2 separate regions of the Homo sapiens genome follow, and region 2 is linked to region 1. A link is a contact called in ENCODE POLR2A ChIA-PET data. All regions are on one chromosome and are shown on one strand. Each heading gives the region's core, a stretch centred on a gene start or an enhancer-like site at or near the end of the contact. The rest is flanking DNA. Distances are from core to core; before and after follow the strand shown.

What was found. ChIA-PET counts read pairs that join two places held with the same protein, here RNA polymerase II (POLR2A).
Region 2: POLR2A ChIA-PET joins it to region 1 with 11 read pairs in WTC11. The contact joins two enhancer-like sites. POLR2A ChIA-PET finds 5 or more read pairs at or near these places in 2 of 52 experiments (H1 and WTC11).

Annotation. Positions count from the first base shown.
Region 1 is chr1:840,267-847,284 of GRCh38, reverse strand. The region is part of intron 2 of LINC01128 (long intergenic non-protein coding RNA 1128); the gene reads right to left. Among named protein-coding and RNA genes, the nearest start is that of LINC01128, 16 kb to the right of the region's middle. Within about 2 kb of position 2,629, at least 2 of the 41 ENCODE cell types and tissues checked have a DNase peak (open chromatin) inside an H3K27ac peak, as active enhancers do.
Region 2 is chr1:936,600-943,617 of GRCh38, reverse strand. It overlaps SAMD11 (sterile alpha motif domain containing 11), which reads right to left. Exons shown (of 14, transcript NM_001385641.1): 6 at 4,489-4,578; 7 at 4,206-4,343; 8 at 2,312-2,474; 9 at 1,367-1,482; 10 at 1,130-1,208; 11 at 560-1,059; 12 at 241-365. Among named protein-coding and RNA genes, the nearest start is that of SAMD11, 16 kb to the right of the region's middle. RefSeq lists enhancers at 263-402, 4,972-5,683 and silencers at 1,635-1,834, 1,905-1,974, 5,196-5,245. Within about 2 kb of position 1,857, at least 15 of the 41 ENCODE cell types and tissues checked have a DNase peak (open chromatin) inside an H3K27ac peak, as active enhancers do.

The sequences.
Region 1 (7,018 bases), core at 1,380-3,879:
CCACCTCACCATCTCAGGAACACAGTCCTTTCCCCCTGGCCTTTTATACTCTGGGGCCAGAATCCAAATAGTCTATGAATCTCTACCACTCAGTTTAGCCTCTCCCTCAGTGTGTTTCAAGGAGCACTAATCTTACAAAATGTTCCCAGAAGAAACTGTTTCTGGGGCCAACTAATTATGGGAAACATGGCTCTCTGTATCATCCTCTTGGAGATTTAAAGTATGTTTTGACTATGAGAAATCTTGCAGTAAGGAAGCCTGTTGATATTTGCCCAACCCAGCATTTCCCAAACTCACTTGTCCATGGAACCCTCCTGCAAGTGACAGCCACACACAATCAACAGGGCCAGGCTCCACCTGGCATGTTCTGGGAAATGTGCCGTATGTAGCTTTGTTCTGTTTCCACTTTTGTTAGCTTCGATGGCAACAAGATTGAAAGCGCCCTGAGATAAGTGACTTTGTTTTGAATTGTTTAGTAATAATAATAGCTAATTCGTAATTCTAAGCACCAGATGGGCATAAAGTAGGTTCTCAATAAGTGCCCCATGACAGCTCAGCCTCCCTGGAGTGATCATTTTTCAGATCTCAAATTTACCTGACTCACACAAATATCATTTGGCTTTGGCTGTATGCATGCCCGGCCTCATTGCTTTGGTGTATTTTTAAATAAACGATTTTTAGAGCAGTTTTAGATTCAGAGCAAAGCTGAGCAGAAAGTACAGAGATTTCCCATGTACCCACCTCCCCACATGCATAGCCTCCCCCATTATCAACATCCCCCACCAGAGTGATGCATTTGTTACAGTCCATGAACCTCCATTGACACACTATTGTCACCCAGAGTCCACAGCTCACATCAGGGCTCACCACTGGTGCTGTACATTCTATAGGTTTGGGAAAATATATAGTGGCATGAACTCATCATTGCAGTATCACACAGAGTAGATTGTCTGCCTTAAAGATCCCTGTGCTCCACCTGTTCATCCTTCCCCACACCACCAGGCCTTATCTTTCACTGTGTTGGTAATTCTGCTTTTTCCAGGATGTCCTGTAGTTGGAAGCACACGGGGTGTAGCCTTTTCAGACTGGCTTCTTTCACTCATTTATGCATTTAAAGTTCCCCCATATTTTTTCATGCCTTGATAGCTCATTTCTTTTTGCGTTGAATAATATTCCACTGCCTGGACACACCACAGTTTATCCATTCATCTACTGAAGGACATCTTGGTTGATTCTGAGTTTGGGTGATTATGAATAAAAACAAATAAGCTTCCATAAACATCCATGTGCGGGTGTTTGTATGGATGTAAGCTTTGGTGCATTTTTGGTGTGTGCTCTTGAAAACTGGGCTGACAGTTATCTGAACCAAGCCTGGAGAGCAGGATGTGCCCTGGCTGGCCCCTCACCTGCTTCTGAACAATGAGAGGCATTTTGACCCCCTACACCTCAGGAATGTGACTTCTAGAGTGAGGCTCGGCCTGGCCTGAGGCTGAGCGAATTATCTAGCTCTTAACTTAAGGAGTGTCTGATGGTAAAGAGAGATAGGAATAGGCAAATAGCACTTTGCTTCTTAGCAAGAAATTGCAGCAGGTAAGTTTGGAGTATAGAAAGAGGAAAGATGGTTTTAAGTGTTTAAGCAACTCTCCAAAGATTACAAACTTTCATGAGAATAAGTGAATTTTCTGGTTCAGAGATTGCAGTTGAAATCTGTTCCACCTTGTAGGCAATTTGATCCATGCCGAACAGAAATGTAATAGAGGAACGGAAGGGCGCTAACTTAAGTCACGACTTGGATTAAATTGAGAAATTCAGGTCTTGTTGTTAGAAAGTATGGCTCCCATCTCATAAACAATTCTGAATCTGCAGCCTGCAAGCCCCAACCTGGGCCTGTCCTTGACTGAGTTTGTTCCCATCAGATACTCATTGCAAAGCTTTTGGGGGACGTAGCACTTGTGTTCTAAGCGGGCTCTGAGATAACTTACTGGGGTTCCACTAGTACCTTGTGAGCCATTGCCACTCCCCCTCTATGATGACCTCGCCCAGGGCTAAGGGGAAAAAGCAGCAGGGCCCCCATGGACCTATCCAAAAGGAGATTAATCCAGGGTACTCAGGAAAATCTGTGTTGGAAATCCCTGAAAAAACATGGAAGCAGCATGGTGTGTGATTCAGTACAAACTACAAAAAACCTGGAGAAACAAGGCTTCCATGTGAGATTCGTGGGAGCTCTGTGACCTTACGCCACCAGCTCTAAATCAGCATTCCCTCACGTGTTTGCATAAACTTAGTGATAATACTTATTGTAATTTAAATTAATTAAAATAGAATAAAAGGAAAACTTCGGTTCCCCAGCCTCAAAGGCTGCCGTATCCTACACACAGTGAAGAAGACCCTGCCAGAGAAAGCTCCCCTGGCCCCTGTGGAGAGCCGGGCCTTACAGGAATGCTCTGACACTTGCTGCGTGAACTGGTGACTGTAGAAAGGAAACAGGCTCACATGGCACACGGGAGGGTTGCTCCAGCCCTTTTTGGCTTTCTCGGCAGCAGGATGCTGATCAAGGTACAGCGAAACCTATCGGTTCGAATCCACACTGGCAGAACCACCGCAGCCCATGCAAGGCAAGGGCCTGAAAGTGGCAAGCGTGTGGGAGAACCAGCCCCACCCTACTCCCCGCAGACCCAGCTTCCTGCTTGACAAATGTATACAGAGGCTGCTATTTTTGAAACATCCCATGTAGATTTCATTAAAAAAAAAAACAAAACCTCAAAACTCACAAGATTCCCACTTACTTAAAGATCACTGTCATAACCTGGTTAGCAATCATCACACACAGCAGGCCTGCAAAGGGACCAACATCTGCTCAGAGGGAGCCTGGCCTAGCTCCACTGAACCAGTTTAAGAATCAGACTGAACCAGTTTAAGTATCATTTTAGATCCCAGGTTAGCTTGCTGGAGCTGCCATAACAAAGCACCATAGACTGCATGGCTTAAACAACAGACATTTCTCTCTCACAACCCTGGAGGCTGGAAGTCCCAGATCAAGGTGTGGGCAGGGCTGGTTCCTCCTGAGGCCTCTCTCCTTGGCGTGCAGATGCCATCCTCTGTGTCCTCACACGATCGTCCCTCTGTATGTGTCTGTGTCCTCATGTCCTCTTAGGAGGATGCCAGATTGCATCAGGGCCCACCTGGTGACCTCACTACGCTAATCACCTCCTTAAAGGCCCTGTCTACAAATCTAGTCCCATCAGGGGTAAGGACTTCAACATAAGAATTTGGGCAGGAGAAAATTCAACCCATAACAGATCCATACCGAGATGTTCAAATCACCTGGGCAAAATTGGGACATTGTTCTCTCTCACAGCAGGACATCATAGGGTTCATGTGTTCAAATGCTGGAACATTCTTCAAACCCTGTCTTAGAATCTCAGAGTAGGGGCCTCAGAGGGCCCCTCAGTGAAACTGCCTCCATGGTGGCTGCACCTGAGCTGCTGCCTTGGGGGTGACACCCCTGGAACTTGCCCCAGAGTCACCCACTTGTCACTAAATGGTGCCATGAGCACGGCCTCCCCAGGCAGAGCTGATTTGATCACGAGCTTTGACTCCTGTGATTGGCCTTGGACATTTTTCTTACCAGTGTGTTATCTTCCTATTCCTATTTGGTATTCTCTAGTGATTCGAGTGAGTAGGTAACTAAGTTTCCTGTTTTAATGATATATTTAGGAAATTCTGATATCATTTCAAGTATCTTTAAAAACAATCTACTTAATTGTCAACAACCAAGTGTATGGAAATTTACGTAAAATCCTGTTTACAGATGAGAGAAGGCGGCTGCTGTGGTGACAGCACACAGTCAGCAAAGAGGTCCAGAGGATGACGTGCAGCTTCCCGGCGGCCTGGAGAGCTCCCCAGGTCTCACCCCATCTCGCTTCCATCTCAAGGCTCTGGGCACCCCCCTCTTGCAGACCTGCTTCTATTTCTTTGGACAGTTTGGGAAAATCACGCTCTTTAACCCTAAACACTTCGGATCACTTCAAAACAAGATGCTCAGAAAAGGGAAACTCTAATCCGTCAACCAGGGAAAGATAGTAACTGTCTAATTGCACAGCATCCCACAGTGAGCAGCCACCAGGCCGGGACAGAGCAGATGGTGCATCCAGGTGCCTAGACTGCCCCACCTTTGAATTCAGAGGAAAAAAGTCCCAGTTCACTGCAGCAGCATTACTCGGGATAAGGCCATGATCTCATAACCTCTCAGTAGTGGCTGTGGGGTGGGGCTGGCTTCTGGACACCCAGCTCAGCTGTTATCACCTTCTCCCATCCTGTGGGAGGGCGTGTGCGCTGATCACTCCTGGTGTGAGCACAGAGGGGTTGACGCGGTCGGTGCTGCTGAAGGCCGCCGTGCATTTGTTCTGTCTAACATACATGCATTGGGCACCCAGGGGGCTGGTAATGGTGAGTGACACAGACACACAGAGGCTGTCGGGTGCTGCTGAGGATGGTGACTGAGTGAATCATGGGCGGTGGGAACAGGCAGCAGGAGGTGTTGCAGGAGAGTCGGAGACCTGTGGCTCTGGGAGCCCTTAGGTGGGAGGAAGGATCAGTGTCTCTTCCAGTTAGGTTTGAAGAATGGTGCAGGACTCCCTGGTGAGCCAGGTGGACATGACCTCAAGCTCCTGGGCCCGTTGCCTGGGATGCATCCCAAGGCACGCACCAGGACCTAACCAGTGTCTTCAGCCTCTGCTAGGAGCTTCCAGTCAGAGTCCCCCTGCACATTCAAACGTGTGACAAGCATTCTCGATGCTTCACCTATGCCCAGGATTTGACTCCAGCCAGTCTTTGCACAGTTGTCCACCTCCCTGTTCACTTTTCTTTAAGTCATGGATAACAAAGGGTGGAGATTTGATGGTGTTGCTGTCTTCCGCCGAGTGTGGGATAGCCCACAGGGCCTCTGAGCACTTCACCATCCATTCTCTAGCCGTCTCTGTCTGTCCCAGACCCCTCACCCTTTGATCTGCTGCCAGGCAGGAAGACGTTTAACTGATTTTGCAGATTGGGACCAAACAACTTCGGTGGGTGGAACGGCTGGTGCGTGCGCTTCCTTTCCCTCCCCCAGTGTCAGGGCACTGAGGCTGGAGTTGGTGAAGCACTAGGGCTCGTGCAGCAGGTGAGAGGAGGGAAGCTCCTCCCTGGGAGGGACAGGCACCCCTACTCGCCTTCACGGAGCCCTTCTTCAGCTCCCAGTATGTTAGCAGGAGTTTCAGGAAAGAAACAACAGAGGCCATCAAATACACAGATGAAATTTTTAAATGAAAGGAAATACTGTCCAAAACTTTCATTTTAGAAAGGAAAGAAGCATTTCTAAAGAAGCATTTCTTGTCCCGAGAGACAAGAGGGCCACCCATGGTTGCTCAGGGTGGGCTGCCGACGGCCGCCCAGGTCTGGTGCATGTGGTTTCTTGTCTGCTGTGCACTGAGCACAAACTACATGCCAGGCTCTGCCCTGTGCTTCTAAGACATTATTTTTCAATACTCATGGCAAACTGATGTTGTAGATATTCATGCCTCCTTTACAGAGTAGAAAACAGAGGCTCACAATGCTGAGAGCTTTGCCCAAGGTGACACGCTAACCTGTGCTTCCCAGGCCTGTGTGTCACCGAGGGTCTTACCACAATGAAGATTTTGATTCAGTCCGTCTGGGTTGGGGCCTGAGATTCTGAATTTCCAAGAAGTTCCAGGTAATGTGAGTACAGGAGGCCCAAGGACTTCCCCGTGAGTAGCAAGTCTCTAAACCAGCATCTCTGCTTATCGTCAGAGAGGTGCACAGGCTGATTCTGCAGGCCTCTCCTGGCTGACGGTGGCCTTGGCACCCAAGAGCAGAGGGAACTGGTCCTGGCTGTGGATATTCAGGGCCTCACCTGGACTGTGATTCTTGAGGCCATGACCATCACAGGGGCCCATGGGCGGGGCCCTCACACACCTTCCAGGTCACCCTTTCTCTGCCCAGCAGGGTCTCGCTTCTGTACCGAGGTTTAACCCTGTGGCACTGAATATTCACAGCTTTTCACAAACGCGTGTCACTGGTGAGATTCCTACAATGTGGACCAAAATAAGAGACATCGTTTTTACTGAAACTGACACCATCCCATGATAGACAAAAAAGTAAAAACACTGAGCATTCTGACACTGTCTTGTTGCCTTGTTATTTGAAGAGGCAATAAATGAATCAATAAGATATTTAGGACATTTCAGCTGGCAAACTCAAATATTATTCAGCCGTTGTTATCAAAAGCCAGATTGCACTTAGCCCATAAAATACTGAAGAAAAAAACTGCTATGAATAATATTTTATAATTTCTTGGTGAGCGTTTGATATGTACCTACACAGCACAGCAAAGCACGCCTTTGCCTGTGATTCTACCACACCTCACCAACGCGTTTGTTAAAACAGTCTGCACGGGGCTGTAAATGCTGAGGCCAAGGGAAAAAGTAAAAAGGAAAACTATATTACCTGGGGGAAGTGGTTTTACTTGATATGACTGAAACAGATGCTGAACAAAACACATCATCTAGAATCAAGAGTATTGGGATTCATAAGTAAATTCATCACAGAAATGTTTCAGACTCTTTCGAGGTATTGTGTCCTTGAGTTATTCAATAATTTGTTGTTAAGGCAGGTGGAGGAAAATAAACTTTAGATTCACACAGACCTGGGTTTGGATTCTGTCTCTGATGAATATTTGCTGCGGATGAATATTTCTGGGGAAGTTATGTAGCTAATTTTGAGTTTCTGGATAACAGAGCTTTCCACTAAAGATTGATTTTACAATTATGTACCCAAAATTCTACTCTTCTTTTCTTTTGTTCTTTTTTTTTTTTTTTAATACTACAATGGTTTTTAGTACGTTCATAGAGCTGTGAAATCATCACATTTTTGTCATTCCCTAAGGGAAACATGCTCATTAGTACTCATTTCCTTCTTTCTTGCACCCACATCGCAAGCCCAGGCAACTATGAATCTACTT
Region 2 (7,018 bases), core at 608-3,107, 97 kb before region 1:
TGCAGCTCACGGAAATTTTTTAAAAACAGTGATCTGTTGGGTTTGAGTGTCAGGCAGAAAACACCTGGCAAAAAAAAAAAAAAAAAAAAAAGGTGGGGTGCACAGTCCAGTCCCTGCTGCGCACTGCTTTTGGGGAGGGAGAGGGCGTTGGGGAATGGCCCTACCCCACCATCCTTTCCAGGGAGGTAGTGACTGCCAGCCAGCTCCAGCCCCGCCCCAGGAACTGGGGCCCCCCCTTACCCGAGTGTACTCTCCACAGCCAGACAGGCCCCCCACGAAGCTGCAGACGTCATCCACGGTCCACTTGGTGACGTCCTCAGGGGCTGGGGCCTCCTCCCCATCCATGGAGAGTCCCCCTACCGCGCCTGAGTTGTGGGGCGTGTTACTAGGGCTCTGGCTGGCTTTCCCATACCCGCCCGTCTCCTGACCGTCGTGTGCCCCAATTGCTGAGGTGGGGGATGGGTGCCTAAGGGGAATTTTTCCTCCCCCCAAGACCCTTCCACAGGCGGCCTGCCAGTCCTGTGCCCTCTGGAAGGATCTAGAGTGTGGGGGTGCCCACCTGTGTGGAAGTAGGGGCTGACGGCATAAGGGAAGCCCAGGGGCAGTGTGGACCCTGGGAAAAGCCCCTTCCCCTCGGCGCCGGCCCCTCCAGCTGGAGCTTGGCCCGGAGTGGGCCCCCTGCACCCAACAGCTGCCGTCTCGGGGTCCTCTCCGTCCGAGTCTTTGGGGGGCTCGTCTTCCGAGCCATCTTGTGCCCAGAGCCTAGCCCCCGTCATCTCCTTGGACTCGCTGGGCCGCGCTGAGGCAGGGCCGGGACCCCCCTTCCGGGGGGCTCGCCGGGCAGAGTCCCGGGACGGGGTGGGGGGTCCGGAGCCCGGGGGCCCCTGGGGGGGCAGGGCCAGCAGTGGCGCCGCGCCGTGGTTCAGCACCAGCAGGGCCCCGCGCCGCTGCAGCTCCTCGGCGCCGTCGTTGGGGCGCAGGGCGGTCTCGGGCGCCAGCAGCTGTGGGCGCGCGCTCTCCAGCTCCTTCTGCCGCAGGAGGTCGGCGGGCAGCTCCAGCCTGGGCCGGGGGCAGACGCGGGTCAGCCGCCTCCCGGGCCGCGCGGCCCCGCCCGCCTCCCCGCACCTACCGGGCCAGGTTCTGCTTCCGCAGGAGCTCCTGCTGCCAGGCGAACATCTCCGCCTGCGCGGGGGGCAGGAAGCCGTAGCCTGGTGGGGAGGGGGACAACGCGGGGTCGGGGGGTCCGAGGCGGTCCGAGCCGGCCCTTTGCAATCCCCTACCCGGTCCGTCTCGGCTCCGACAGGGGCAGGGCCGGGTCCGCGAGCCTCCACGCGGGCTCCCAGGGGATGCGCACCCGCCTCCTCACCTGGGGTCTGGCACAGAGCCGAGGGCACCCCCAGGAAGGGGGGCCTGAGATGGGGGCCCAGGGCGACGTGAGGGGCATTCTGCGGCGACAGCAAGGGGGGCGGCTGAGGCAGCTCCCTGTGGACGGCAGCGCAATGAGCGGCGTCCCCCCCGCCCCCGTTCCCGTAAAGGCCCCGGCGCCCCTCCCCCGCCGCCTCCGCTAATTGCCGGCCCCGCGGGCGGTCGATGCGCAGCTCGTTACGGCCCCAGGTCGCGCGCCATCCCCGCCCCCGCCGGCGGCGCCAATTAATCTCGGCGGCGGCGCGGAGGCGCTGACCCGGCGGGCGGCGACGGCTGCAGCGGTAATTACTGCGCGGGGCGCCGGCCCCGCCTGCTCCCCTCCCCTGCGGACCCGAGCGGCGGGGGAAGCGGGGGCGTCATTAGCCGCAATCCGGGCGGCGGTGGAGGCAGCTGCAGACGCCGGGCTCAGCGGCCGGGCAGGGACTCGGGCCTCAGGCGGCCCCTCCCTTCTCCAGGCGCCCCGCCCCGCCTCGTGTCCTGGACCCGAGAAACCCGGGTCTGTGCCGGAGGCCTTGTCTGTGCCGGGAACAGATCCGGCGCCGGCGTCTACATTTGAGCGCCAGCCAGGACCCCCCCTCCGCCTCCAGCTCTGAGTCCTCTGGCCGACCCCTCCCGACTGACCCCGGGGTTCCAGACTTGGAGCTCTCCCCTTCTCTGGCTTCTCCTCCAGGGAACCCCCTGATGGGCCTCAGCCTCCCTCACGCACCCCAGTGGCGCCCTCAACACTGCAGCCCAGATCGGTGTCACCCCCGAAACGCTCTGCCCGGACCCGAACCTAGAGCTGAACACAGTGCTTGGCACTCTCGGGGCGCGTGCTGGTGGCTGAGAGCGCGGGGGTGCGGGCGGCACCCCAGAAACAAGCAGAGAACGGCAGCCACCCCAGTACCTCTCCGAGAAGGACGGGGCGGCAGCTGGGGCGGCGCCCTCCCGGTGCTGAGCCAGGCCCTGCTTCCGACGCTGACCTGCCGTGGAGGAGGGCAGGTGGGCTTCCAGGCCACTGGGGCCCCTCAGAGCTGCAGCCGCCACCTCCTGCCGGACCCTCAGGAGATCTGGGTGGGGGACAACAGCAGTGATCCCCCCGGCTATGCGCCCTCATCCTCCCCAGCCCGCGTCCTGGCGTAGAACACTGAGGTGGGGAACTGACCACACCACTCGGCCGTGCTCGGCCCCTGGGCTGGTCTCGGGCACGGGGCAGGAGGATGGGCGGCCACAGGGCCGAGACGGCAGACAAGATGCTGGGCGAGGAAGTGTCGGGAAAAGCTCTTCCCCGAAGGGGAGCCGGGTGCCTGGAGGCTTCCGGCCTGAGAGGCGGCTGAGCCTTGCGGGGAGGGGGCTGTGCAGACGTCCCGAGGCCACAGAGCCTGCGGGGCAGCGAGAGAGTCCAGAAGTGCCAGCCAGGGGCTGACCGCCCAGGGGACCCCCTCTTCGGTGGGAGGCAAGAAAATCTGAGGTCCCCATAGTAGACGCGGCTGGCCAAAGCTTGTCACAAAGGCAAGGCAGCGCCCGCGCACGCACGCCACACTAGCACAGGGGTCGCCCAGTCCCGGCTGCGCAGGGTCACTGTCCCGCGTGGCCACACTCGCCCCAATGCGCACGCAGCGCCCGCGTCTAAGGCGCCGCGTCCCAGGTCTCTCGGCCTCTCCCTCCCGCCCGGGCCTCCCGAGTCCCCGCAGCCCCCACTATGCAGGCTCCGCCAGCTCCACCGCCGCCTCTGTTTATAAATTAATTACCCGAAAGCGGAGGTGGGTCCCGCCCCGGGCCGGGTGCCAGCCCGCAGAGCCCAGCCGGCGCGGCCGCCCGCATCGATCCCAGCGGGGCCCAGCGCCCCCGCGCTAGCGGCCGGGTTAGTTACAGGGTTATTTACGGCCGGCTCCGCGGCGGGGCGGGGGGGGGGGGCGGCGGCGCGGCCTGATTGACAGCGCGCTCCCCGGCGGCCGGCGCCCCTCCCCCGCGCGGCCAGCAGAGCGGCCCCAGGCAGAGCAGGGAAAGCAATTAAAAAGGAGGATTTTTACATTATTAACATTTGGTGAATTATTCAGGCTCTTGGTGCCTGAGCTGCCCTGGGGGACGGTGCCTGGTGTGAGGAATCCTGCCTCCTTTCCCGGCGCCCCCACCCACCTCTAGCCCGAAAAGCCAAGCTCCCCTGCCAGGCGGGCGGCTGGGGCCTGGGAGGCTGAGTGCAGCGGGCAGGGGGTCCGAGTGCATCCCGGAGGGACCCCTGGAGAACGTCCTGAGGTGGGGTGGACAGGGTCAGGGCCGACCCGGGGGAAGGGGCAGCCCCTCCAGCTGGCGTCTCTTCAGCACCTGGGGAGTCCTGGTGGCCAAGTGCCCACTGCACCCAGCCCGGCCTTTCTGCTCACTGCCCCTCCCCAGGCTCCTGGGGCAGGCGTCTGGCAGGTCGGCGTCCACTGGCTGCATAGACGACTCACAGACCACAGGGTCCAGGAGCTTGCTCTCCTCGGGGGGTGCTGCTGACATGCCCACTGCCCACCCTCACCTGGGTCCACCCCAGACTCCATTTCTCTCTATATAAAATGTGAGCTAGTCATGACCCTGGGGACCTAGGGGACATGGAGGTGTGGCCCGCCCCAGGGGGCATGGGGCAGGACGTGTGGCAGAGGGACCTGCATCCAGCCTGGCCTTGGTGTCAGCAGGGCCTCAGCAACAGGAATGGCCGAGTACATGTGGCTGGGGAGGTGATGAGGGGAGATCATGCCAGGGTGGGTCCTCACCGTGGCTGGGGAGGTGATGAGGGGGATCATGCCAGGGTGGGTCCTCACCGTGGCTGGGGAGGCCCAGGTGGTAGAGGCGCTGAGGGTCCTCAAAGGTGCTGGCCTCGCTCAGTGCTGACACAAGCCGGCGGTAATGGTCCTCCGGGGCCATGCTGGGCCCCAGCTCCCGCGGCAGCAGCAGCGCCTCTGCTGGGGAGGACCCGGGGTGAGAGGTTTCTCCAGGCACTGCCGAGGACCACGCCCCTCTAGAGTGCCTGCTCGAGGTCCAGGGGACCCTCAGGGACTGCCCCCTCCCCTGGTGACCTGTCTCTCGTCCCAGCCACGCTCTTACCTTGAGGCGATTCGCTTCGTGCCCTCTTCTCTGAAAAGCAGTCGCTGCTGATACGGGGGGAGCGGCCCAGCCTCTTGCCCAACAGGTCACCTGCGGGAGGGTAGTGAGTGCCCACCTGCATCTCAAGGAATGGAAGGGGAACCCAGCCCCTGCTCCAGCTCAGCCTGGACCGCACCCACCATCTCTCAGGGGGCCCTTGGTCCTGGTGAGTACAGGCCTTGCCCAGCCCTGGCAGCCCCAGCCTTCAGCGCAGAGGACATCACGCCTGGCTGTGGCGGGACAGGGGCACAGGGGAGCTCTGACACTGGCCCTGGTGCGTGTGTGCAGAAGAGATCCACAGCAGGCACCCAGCTGCCCCACCCGCCATCTAGCCTCTTGTGCAAGTTAACGAGCCCCCCTCTCATCCCCCTAGAGGAGAATAAAAAGCTTTTGGTTTGACCAGGCACCACCTTCCCCTCCTGGACAGGAGTGAGGGCGGGCTGTGCAGGGTCACATGCCAGCGTGGGGTGAGACAAGCCGGGAAGGACCTCACACCTGACCTCTTGCTGCTCTGTGAGTCACTGGGCTGTGGGCCCCCCAGGCCGCCTCGAGGCGCCTCCACTCCCAGGCCTCCTACTTGGTCATACCCATCCCTGCCCCCAGAAGGCCCACGTCCTCCTCTCTGGCCCAGTCCTGCCTGAGCTAGCACCCTGGCGTGGCTGTCATGCCCTTGTCCACCAGCCCAGCCAGGCTCTGGGCTTCTGGGGTGCACCTCCCAGTAGCTTCACCCACCTCCTCAGCCACGAGGCCAGCCCAGCCCTAGCCCCAAACACAGCCCAGCAGGTGGCAGAGGGGAGGCCCAGGCCAGGTCCAGCTTCAGCCCCAAACACAGCCCAGCAGGTGGCAGAGGGGAGGCCCAGGCCAGGCCCAGCTCACTCTCCTGAGGTCCTCCCTTGGGTCCTGCCGACCGCACCCATTCCAGACCACACCATCCATGTACCCATCTCCGACCCACCCCGAGCTCCTCCGAAGCCCCTGACTCCACGCCCTGGGGGTCTCCCAGGCCAGCCAGTGCCTCCGACTCTGGCCCTTCCTCATCCTCATGAGGGCTCTAGCTGGGTGGAGTGAGGGGCCACTCCCCTGTGACCCAAGACCTCCATGAGGCCTAGGCAGTGGGGCTCCCAAGCCCGTCCCCCCACAAGCCCTGCCGTCAGCTCCAGGCCTAATTCCTTTTTCTTATTCCCTTAATCTGTCATTTTTATCAGGCTGGGGAAGTGCGGCGGCCACACCGATCAATCCCACATTACAGCTGACAGAGTGGTGCTAATAACTTATTGATCCTGGCCCGGCTGCTGTCAGGCCCGGCCCCAGAGAGAGGGTCAGTCCCACGGTCTGGTCCAGGGTCCCCACCTCGGTGACAGATCGGGTGGCTGGGCCCGGCGGGCGGCGGGGGGCACCTGGCCACACACGGATCCAGGCACCACTGCTCAGGCCCCTGAGAAGCCATCGTCTCCCCCACAGCCTCCCGTGCCAGAGCTCGGTGGGCTGGGAGGGGGTGGGCCAAGGCTGGGGGAACCTGGCTCTTTTCCACACCTGCCACCTGGCCCACCATGCACATGCCCTCAGGGTTAGCAAGGCCTCTCACCTCCTGGCAATCACTTTTCCATTGTACACAGTGGAAACTACCCTCTCCGTTCTGTGGGGGGCTAAGGCCTCCTCCTAGCCTGGGGGAGGTGACTGGGTGGGGGGGGGGGCAGGTGGAAGGGGGCCTGCAATGAGACCGCAGGAAGGCCGATGAGGCCATGCTCACTCCTCACTCATGGACCCCAGCGGGTCTCACAGAGGCAGATGCAGGACCTGCTCTGAGTCCCTCACAGCCCAGGGCCCAGGGAGGTGCGGCTTAGCGGGAGGGCCCGGGCTGGGAACAGGATGGATGTGTGGTTCCTGGGGTCACAGGAAGGGAGAAGAGGTGAACGCCCCCCAGGGTGAATGCCCCTCCAAGAGGAGGCTCCGGGGAGCGGGCCAGACCCTGACACGGAGTGCGTATGGGAGACCTGGACACGGGTCCAGGACACGTGAGGCCCCGTAGAGCCTGTGAGCCCGGAAGTGCACGAACACGTCCTGACTCCATGGGTGAGAGCTGCCGGGCAACCCCCATCACGTGCACCCCACAGGACCCCAGACACAGACATGCCGGCACACGCACACGCGTGTACCTGAGGAGGTCTCCCTGTGTGAAGGCACAGGGGAGGGCCTGCTGGCTCAGAATATCTCAATCATTGTGGGGCTCCCTCCGCTCTGCTGGATCGATGGGGCAATTAGATTTTATCAACCGCCTCTCAGCTGTCTCCAACGCGGCATCAGAAGCTGCCCCCACCCAGCCCCACAAGGGCCTTCCTAGGTGCACGAGGACGCGGATGGGGGCCATGGATGGGGGACACAGATGGGGGTGGGCCTCCCCCACCCCTCCTTCCCAAGAGATGCAGGCCCTGCTGGGAACACCCCTGCCTGGGGTCCACAGGGCCTCGGGGCGCCCCCGCCTCCTTTCACG